Linked DNA regions of Homo sapiens: region 2 is linked to region 1. Evidence: read pairs that join two places in POLR2A ChIA-PET (ENCODE). Cell type or tissue: OCI-LY7. All regions are shown on one strand.

Region 1 (5,000 bases):
CTTGAACCTGGGAAGTGGAGGTTGCAGTGGGCTGAGATTGTGCTACTGAACTCCAGCCTGGGCAACACAGCGAGACCCTGGCTCAAAAAAAAAGAAAACTGGGAGAGTGGCTACAGCTGTATGAACCATTGCCATGGGCCAGGACATTCGTAATAGCAAAAATCTTCTCTTATAAATTTCTAATTTGGACAGTTCATTTGTGAATTAGGCAAGGTTACTCCAGATATATATATATATATATATATATATATATAAATATATATATTTTATATATAAAAAACATGAATTTAATATGCATAAATTGACTCTGAATTTTAGTGGAAATTTGAAGATGTTGTGGCAAAGGATATATTCTTTCTCGAGAATGTCTGAAAACCAAAGAATATCTTTACAAATGAATAATATATCTCTTTTCTTTCAATGCCTCTCCTGACACTAGTAAATTAATCATATGCCATAGTATAGGATATTTAGTTATTTCAGCATCAAGGTCCCGTTAAAGCCTAGCTAACCGTTTCCAGCTATTCCTGAACTATCTATGGGTGGGAAATATTTGGAAGCTCAGGATCACTGGGCAAATATCTGCATTACAAACTATCTATGGGTGGGAAATATTTGGAAGCTCAGGATCACTGGGCAAATATCTGCATTACATAAGAATAATGTTACCTAATAATATTTTGTATTAGCATATCACTAGTTTTCAAAGCTTTATTACATAAATCCCATTTAATAGACTGAGGTACCATACTCAATTACAAGTTCTATACAGAGGGGAAGGAAACAAGAATTTTTATTTAGAAACAGCTATCTTGGCCAAAATAATGTCATATTAAAGTGTCTCTTCTAGAATGGTTTGAGTCCATGTTCTAAGGTCTAAGTTTTTGATTCTGCCATCTGCAATGGCTTAAAGAGAAAAATGCTATGAGCTATCTAAATATCAGAAGCTTCTTGTTCTAACAGGACCCCATCCTTAGGGACTCAAAAATATTTTTCACGATTATAGAAATGCTTTCCATAGACTCAACTGAAATGAAAGATGTGATATATGGAAACTCTGACATGTTAAACACTTTTAAAAGTAACCTTTTATTTCAGTAATGTCAGTGAACACTTATTCATGAGAACACCTGCTTAAGCAATTTATATCAAGCAGGGTATATGTTTTAGGTTCTTTTAAACTTGGTGGTAATGACACCTTATTAACCTAGCAAGACTGTGTCAAAGCCCTGAGTAAAGCGACAGGGTTTCTTTTGGATCATGGTAACTTTTTAACATGAAAATAAAGAACATGAAGGAAAAGCTTAGTGGTACAGATAGTACTTAATAGAGCAGGAGTGAATGGTCTGACTTAATTAGAGAAAATCACCTATTAGCTAACTGATAATTTTGGAAAAATTCAAGGTACAGTTTGTGTGTTCTTAGTACATGAGTTCCTATGACTGTATAATTAATGAGCATCTAACTAAAGATTTTATATTTTCACTTGGTCATGTTTTGCTGTACACGCTGGAAAAAGATTAGTTTACTTAGTCTCTACAGGGTCTATTGTAGCCCTCTATTATCATTTGCTCCATTTTTAACAATACTGTCCTTTCTTGATAAAGTCTTTTGTTCTTGATTTCAGAGATTTGGAGTCTTTTGTTCCCTTGAGTCTAAATATATATAAATTACTATATATATATTACTATATATATAAATTACTATATATATTACTATATATATAAATTACTATATATATTACTATATATAAATTACTACATATATATAGTAATTTTTCTGTTTTGCACAGGTAAAAAATACTTTCTGCTGACTTTTTTTTTTTTTTCATTTAAGAACAGTGGCACTTTGTAAGGTAAAAGGTTCCATACAGCTCTTTCTTAAGATAGAAGTCTGTCTTGGGTCTCAATGGAGACAAAATTATCTGCCATAAAGGTAGATACATTGCCTAGGGGAAGGGACCAAAATGTTACACATAAGTCCCAACAAGCATCTTCCTGATCCCCCCTTGCTCAGAGAATAAGCTTAAATTAAAACTAGCCTACTTGCTAGCAATAATCAGGGTAAAAAGCAAGGCTGGGGACCCTCTAGTGCACAATTTAATTTCACATGTCTGAATTAAGTACTTAACAGCATTATGTGGAGGGTGGAGGTGAGGGGGTAGAAGCTCTTCTCCACAAGGTTTTCTAAACATGACAAGAGCAGTGATAAAAGAAGAAGCCGACAGGATTGACTTTATAAAAACTAAACAACTGTGTATAATACCAAACACCATAACTAAACCAAAAAGACAAATGACAAAATGGAAAAAATGTTTGCAATATATAATAATAAAAGCATCAATAGTCTTAAAATATAAAGAACTCTTATAAATAAGAAAAAGATATCAAATAGAAAAATGGACAAAGGGCATGAAGAGACAAGTCACTATATATCTGTATCTTACTACATCCATATATAGATATATATACAGTCATGCATTGCTGAATAATGGGGATTTGTTCTGAGAAATAGGTGATTTTGTTGTGTAAACACTGTAGAGTGTACTTACACAAACCAGGATGGTATAGTCTACTGCATCTAGGCTATATGGTATAGCCTATTGCCCCTAGTCTACCAACCAGGGCAGGATGTTACTATACGGAATACTGTAGGCAACTGTAACACATGGGAAGTATTTGCATATCTAAACATAGAAAAGGTACAGTAAAAACAGTATACAAGATAAAAAATGGTACACCTGTATGGGGGCACTTACCATGAATGGCACTTGCAGGACTGGAAGTTGCTCTAGATGAGTGAATGTGAAGGCCTAGGACATTATTATATACTAGTGCAGACTTCATAGACATTGTATACTTAGGCCACACTAAATTTATTAGAATTTTTTTTCTTCAGTGATGAATTAATCCTAGCTTACTGTAACTTTCTATTTTATAAACTTTTAAATTATTAACTTTTTGACTCTTTTATAAAGTAACAGCTTAAAACACAAACATTGCACAGCTGTACAAAAATATTTTCCTTCTTTATATACTTATTCCATAAGCTTTTTTTTCCTGTTTTTAAAGAGGTTGTTTTTTAAAAAAATTTTAAAACACATTTTTGTTAAAAACTAAGATACAAACACACATATTAGCCAAGGACTACACAGGGTCAAGATCATCAAGAAGTCACTAAGCAAGAGGAACTTTTTGGCTCCATTATAATCTTATGGGACCACCACTGTGTATGTGGTCAGTCATTCGCCAAAACATTGCTATGTGGTGCACAAGTGTATATTCAATATAAAAATGTTTAACCTTACTAGTAATCAAAGAGATACAAATGTTGAAGCAATAATAAGATGAAAATAGAACATGCATTCCATTTTTAGGTATTATCCTAAGTAAAGCATTATGGATATGTGCAGATTTAGCTACTAGGATGTTCACTGAAGCATTGTTCACAATGGCGGCAAACTGGAAACAACTTAAATTCCAGTAATACAGGAGCTAAACAAATTCCAGCTTATGGTTCATTACAGAGTATCATGTAGCCATTACAAAATGGTGGCACAGAATACTAGTCCTTAGACAGGGGATATGTATTACGTCCACTTGCGGAACTTAAAAAAAAAGAGCTGCCCCACACCCAAAAATTCTGTTTTAGTAGATGTGATTCTGAGGTATACTCTCAGTTGAGAACTACTATTGCAGAAGTGTATGTAATGACAGAAAATGCTCATGTTATATTGTGAAAACGTAATTTTTTTTTTAGAAGAACAGTAAGTATTAGTATTAAGAAGGAAAAAAAAACATGGCCTTCCTTTTCCTGAATTTTGGCAGACGAGTTCCTCAATGGCCTGACTAAAGAAAATTTAAAAGCTAAATAAAATATTAAGAGATAAATTTGCATATGCTTAAAGACTAGATGGCTATACTTTAACATGTTATTAGTGATTATCTATAGATGACAGAATTATAGGAGTTTTTCTCTGTGATCTTCTATCAAATTGCTACAATTAGTACATATGACTTTTCTTATTAGAAAAAGAAAAATTTTAAATTTCCCCTCTTGTAAGTCACAAACTCATTTAGAAAGGAAATGTCTGATGATCAAAAAGGGGAGTTCAAGAGTTATAGACAGTGCTTTACCTGTCTTTTCCTAAACGAATATTTTACTTAGTTGTTTTAAATGCCCTTTCGATATTAAATCCCTACTAACTTCCAATGATGCCAAAGTTTATATATGATTATAAAAAGAAGATTCAATTCAAGGAAATAAACACTGCCTGAAAGGTAGTGCATTGAGGCAGCTCTAATCTTCTGATAGCCTAGACAAAGCAATCTGACAATGACTGACATACCAGCTATAAAAGCACAAACCTCAAATGCAAGTGTTTACTAAGCAGGAAAAACAACGTACCTGTCCATTTTTTACTGGTGGACCCACCATGGCTGTTGCCTCCTCAGGTAGACTGATGCCTGATAACCCATTGGCACTGAGTTTCCCCAGTGATGCTGCCTGCAGCAGTGCATCCATCTTCTTCCTAGTTTCCTCTTTTGTGAGAGCCAGCTCTCTCTTCAGGAGCTCGGCGCCATGCCAATGCTGCCATTCTGTAAAGCAGTGTCGGAGAACTTGTTTCCGGTTATACTCAGTGGCCAGTTGTTGTTTTCTAAGCAACAAAGCACTTCCATTAAAATAAAGAAGCCATTTACAGTTTGTTAATTGATAATATAAATGAAACATAAGTCCAAAAGGGTTCTAGAAATGCTCCATCTTAGCTCTCGCTTAACATTTTATATTAAGCTAAATGAAATTGCTTTATAAATTCCCCAGTGCAAAGGATCTCCTCATAGAAGGTGTCAGCACTTCAACAGATTACCTTCAAGAAGAAAGAGGAACTGTTCTGTTCTCATGTCACAAGGGCATGTTACATGTTTTTGATTACCATAGTTTCTGAAAGCTTTTGGAGGGGAAAGAGCAAAAAGAAGAGGTACACAAGTAATGACTTTAAA
Region 2 (5,000 bases), 200 kb after region 1:
CCTTTCACAGAGAAGAAATGGAAGTATAGAGAGGTTGACCAGCTCAAATCACTCTCTCAGGAAGCTTCAGAGCTGAGATCCAAGCTCCAGGGTACTTGGCTTCAAGGCCAGAGCCACTGGTCTAGAGTGCCATAGGTAAGTAGCCATTATAGAAGAACAGCTGAGCAATTTTAAAACACGTTGTGAAATCACATCAAATCTTGAGGGCAACTAAGGTGAAAAGTAGATGATCTAAAAGGGCAAAATTTGCTTTTGTGTAAGTTTTACCTGAAACTATGAGCGTATATCCCCCAAACTATCACAGGAAATATAGTAATCTCTCCCCTATTCCTTCTCAGATTAGAGCTAGGTATTTATGGAAAATGTGGTATCCTAGAAATGTCAACCAAGGAAGAAGCTATTGGTGGAAGAAAATTTGACCTCCCTCATCCTCTCCACAATCTCTTTAACATCTCATATCTGGCAAGGCCACACAGTTCAAGGCATTCAAACGATTGCCTTCATGGGTTTCTGCTGATGGTATGATTGTTTGTCAAGCACCTGCTATATTCGTAATTTTTAAAAATTGTAGTAAAACATATATAATTTAAAATTTGCCATTTTCATCATTTTAAAGTGTACAATTCAATGGCATTAATTACATTCACCATCTTATATAACCATCACAATTTCCAAAAATCATTTCATCATCTCAAAGAGAAATTCTGTGTCCATTAAGCAATAACTCCCCATTATTCCCTTCTCCCATTCCATGGTAACCTCTAATATACTTTCAATCTCTGTGAATTTGTCTATTCTAGATATTTCATATAATTGAAATCATGCAATATTTGTCCTTTTGTGTCTGATTTATTTCACTTAGAGAGAGAAAGAGGGCTTAATTCTTTTTTCAGTAACCCACTCTCCAGATAATTCACTCTGCAAAACAGCATTAATTCATTCATAAAGTCTGAGCCCCATGACCTAATCATCTCTTAAATATCCCACCTCTCAACATTGTTGCACTGGGGATTAAGTTTCTAACACATGAACTTTGGGGGACACATTCAAACCATAGCACACCACCTTTGGCTGTTGTGAATAATGCTGCTATCAACATTAGCTTATAAGTATCTGTTTAAGTCTTTGTTTTCAATTCTTTTTGGTATATACCTAGCAGTGCAGTTGCGGGGTCATAAGGTAATTCTATGTTTAATGTTTTGAGGAATAGCCAAACTGTTTTCCAGAGGGCTATACAATTTATATCCTCACCAGCAATGCACAAATTTCCATTTTTTCCACATCCTTACAAACATTTGTTATTCCTTATTATTTCCTTTTTTAAAAAGTAGTCATCCTAGTAGTTATGAAGTGGTATCTCATCGTGGCTTTGATCCGCATTTCCCTAATGACGAATGATGTTGAGCATCTTTTCATGTGCTTATTGGCCATTTGTGTATCTTCTTTGGAGAAATGCTTATTCAAGTGCTTTGACATTTTTAAATTGAGTTGTCGGAGTTATATTTATTATCTTTAATTTTCATCACAACTCTGCAAATTACGCATTATTGCTTTAACTTCATAGAGGAGAAAATCAAGGCTGAGAGACTGTTACTTGTCTGAGGTCCTACTATAAGTGGCAGAGCCAGAATTTGAATCCACATATGATAGGGCATCTCTAAGAGGGTCTCCATGATTCTCCCCTCCTGATACTCATGCCCTCATGTAATCCCTTCCCCTGGGGTGTGAGGTGAATGTTAATGACTCATTTCTAATAGATATAATATATCAAAAGGGATGGGATGCCGCTTCTGAGATTAGGAAGTGAAAGATTGTGGCTTGCATCGTGCTTGCTCTTTTTCATTCTCTCGCTTGTTAACTCTGAGGGAAGCTAGTTGCCACATTGTGAGCAACATGATAGAGAGACCCATGTGTCAATCAACTGAAGGAGTCCTCTGGCCATCCAACAGCCAGTGAAGACGTGAGGTGTTCAGTCCAGAAAACTGTGAGGAACTGAATTTTACCAACTATGTGAGGAGCTTAGAAATCAGTCCTCCCTTAGTTAAACCATCACATCAGACCACAGCTGTGGTCAGCACCTTGATTATAGCCTTGTGAGAGACTTTGGGGTACAGGCATCTGGCTAAGCTGTGCCCAGATTCTTGACCTATAAAAATACTAATAAATAATTAATATTTGTTGTTTTAAGCTGCTAAGTTTTGAGGCAATTTGTTATGCAGCAATAGATAACTAACGCTTCATATCTACTGCTTTTTAAGTAAAAACATTAAATTGGTTTAGATGCCAAGCAAAGACATTTTAACAGAAGATAATGGGGCAAGTACTCTCTCTGGACCTGTTTGGGCACAGCAGACATGGGCCAACCTAAAGAAGGAATTAAATTTGGGATGGGAATAGTCAACCTGACTGTGGTTATGAGAAGTTTATTGAAAATAATTTTGTGTGTTGACCTTTTGGATTATTCTTGTGAGTCATGGGGTTCAGCCTATACTCTAGTCTCCCTTAGGAGCACAGAAAAGCTATCTTGAGATATCCTTACCTCTTCTCTGGAATCTCTAGGTTCTTCCATTGGACAGAAAGGTACTAGGGAGAGGGACAAATACGTTATGACTTCTTCCTACTTTAGAATTTTTCTGGATTAAAACCTCAGTGTTCATTTATCAGGCTTTTGGCACTCGTTCATACAAGAAATCCAATCTATCATCATCAACATCAGTAAAAAGTATTGATGGTGCGTTGTGTTCTGAACCTGTATTTCTTGAATGGACTATATGGGGTTCAAAGAAGTCTTTGCAATTATAGGCACAATGATGTATGTTTGTGCAAATTGCATTTTTTCCTGCAGAGAGGGGCCATAACTTTCATGGACTCTCAAAGGGGTATGGAATCTAAAACAGTTAAAGACCATAGCTTGGGTTTCTTATTAGCATGCTTACTCCTGGCTATAACTGCACCCTTATTTTGAACTCAGATCAGGGATGGACCTTTTCTGCTGTCCAGAGTCTCCTGTTGTTGTTCTTCAGATCACAAGACTGGACCTTTTGGATACTGACAGCAGCTCAGCTTGGGCCCAGGTAACCACAGCCTCTTAAGATACTGTGCCTGAGTTGGCCAGGCAACCTCCCAGTGGGAGCACTGGTCCATGCTGTACAGTCTAACTCCTATCTGCTGGCCCATTGTGAGGCTCCTTTGTGCTTTTGTTTTTCTATCTCAGGGCAATTTACTCTTATACATACCTGGTAATGCCAAGAAGAGACTTTTTGGCAAATAAATCTCTTCTTTAGTGTCAAAATGATAAACAATTAGCATTGAAGGTAGAAGAACTCTAGTCCAAATTATATTATCTTATCACAGTCTTCTCTCCAGTGTTGAAGAGCTTCTATCATCCTTGCAAAGAACCCATTCCATTGCTGGTCAATTTTGTTGGAAATATCTTCCAACAAACCCTAGTGTTGCTCTGCTTCTTTCTTCACATTGGCAGCTGTTCCAATGATTGAAAACAGCTCTCAATTCAAGTTACTTTAAGAGTTGTTTGGCTGGGGGTGGTGGCTTGTGTCTGTAATCCCAGCACTTTGGGAGGCCGAGGTGGGTGGATCACCTGAGGTCAGGAGTTTGAGACCAGCCTAGCCAACATGGTAAAACCCCATCTGTACTAAAAATACAAAAATTAGTTGGGCATGATGGTGGACACCTGTAATCCCAGCTACTTGGGAGGCTGAGGCATGAGGATCGCTTAAACCCAGGCGGCCCAAGTTTCAGTGAGCTGGGATGGCGTCACTGCACTTCAGCCTGGGCATTAAGAGCAAGACTCTGTCTGAGAAAAAGAAAAAGAGTTGTTCATGTCATGTTTTTGAGCCCCCTCATCTCGCTCAACTTGAGAGCATCTGTTTGTCTACAATAATGGAGAGGGTTTTTCTCCTCCCTCACAAGGTTCTTGAAAGTAGTCCCATCCATTAAGTCTACCTCTCCCCATCAGTTGTACTGTAACCTATAGGTTGGGGGTTCTAGATGCTGAAGGAGATGTTGCTAATGTTATGTTTACATATTATGTTTATATATGTATGCGTATATGTTATGTTTGCACCCACACACCCATACATGTCTTTCCCATTCATTGTCTTTACTCTACCATCCTCATCACAGGGATGGTGGTGAGAAGAATAATGAATGTGTATTTTCTAGTCCTGCAGAGCATAATTAATCTGAGAGTATGAGATGGCAATGTCTATGCTTGAAATTGATTGGGGGACCCTCAAACTGATTGAATATGAACTGTTTCCCTTTCAGGCCAATGGAGGCTTAGAATAGATCATATGATTTTTCCAATTCTGTGAAGAAAGTCAGTGGTAGCTTGATAGGGAGAGCATTGAATGGAAGACAGTGTGGCGATTCCTCAAGGATCTAGAACTAGAAATATCATTTGACCCAGCAATCCCATTACTGGGTGTGTACCCAAAAGATTAGAAATCTTTCTACTATAAAGACACATGCACATGTATGTTTATTGCAGCATTATTCACAATGGCAATGACTTGGAACCAACCCAAATGCCCATCAATTATAGACTGGCTAAAGAAAATGTGGCACATATGCACCATGGAATACTATGCAGCCATAAAAAAGGATGAGTTCATGTCCTTTGCAGGGACATGGATGAAACTGGAAACCATCATTCTCAGCAAAGTAACACAAGAAGAGAAAACCAAACACCACACGTTCTCACTCATAAGTGGGAGTTGAGCAATGAGAACACATGGACACAGGGAGGGGAACATCACACACTGCGGCCTGTTGAGGGGTGGAGGGCTGGGGGAGGGATAGCATTAGGAGAAATACCTAATGTAAATGACGAGTTGATGGGTGCAGCAAACCAACATGGCACATGTACACTTATGTAACAAACTGCACGTTGTGCATGTGTACCCCAGAACTTAAAGTATAATAATAATAAAAAAAGAATAGATCATATGATTAAAGAAATAAAGATATATAACATTATT

What was found. Peaks named below come from ENCODE experiments on the same cell type or tissue, not always from the same donor. Only the 100,000 strongest peaks of a DNase experiment are listed, where the experiment ranks them.
Region 2: POLR2A ChIA-PET joins it to region 1 with 7 read pairs; 2 of 35 experiments call an interaction of 5 or more read pairs at or near these places.

Annotation. Positions count from the first base shown.
Region 1 is chr3:114,006,365-114,011,364 of GRCh38, forward strand. It overlaps CCDC191 (coiled-coil domain containing 191), which reads right to left. Exons shown (of 17, transcript NM_020817.2): 9 at 4,408-4,657. All of the region lies in intron 1 of LOC105374048 (a long non-coding RNA gene), which reads left to right. Among named protein-coding and RNA genes, the nearest start is that of CCDC191, 48 kb to the right of the region's middle. In OCI-LY7, no CTCF peak of the experiment used is centred here; DNase peaks (open chromatin) are centred at 2,657 and 4,887; H3K4me3 peaks cover 562 bases; H3K27ac peaks cover 3,911 bases.
Region 2 is chr3:114,206,104-114,211,103 of GRCh38, forward strand. No RefSeq gene overlaps it. Among named protein-coding and RNA genes, the nearest start is that of ZNF80, 29 kb to the right of the region's middle. In OCI-LY7, no CTCF peak of the experiment used is centred here; no DNase peak of the experiment used is centred here.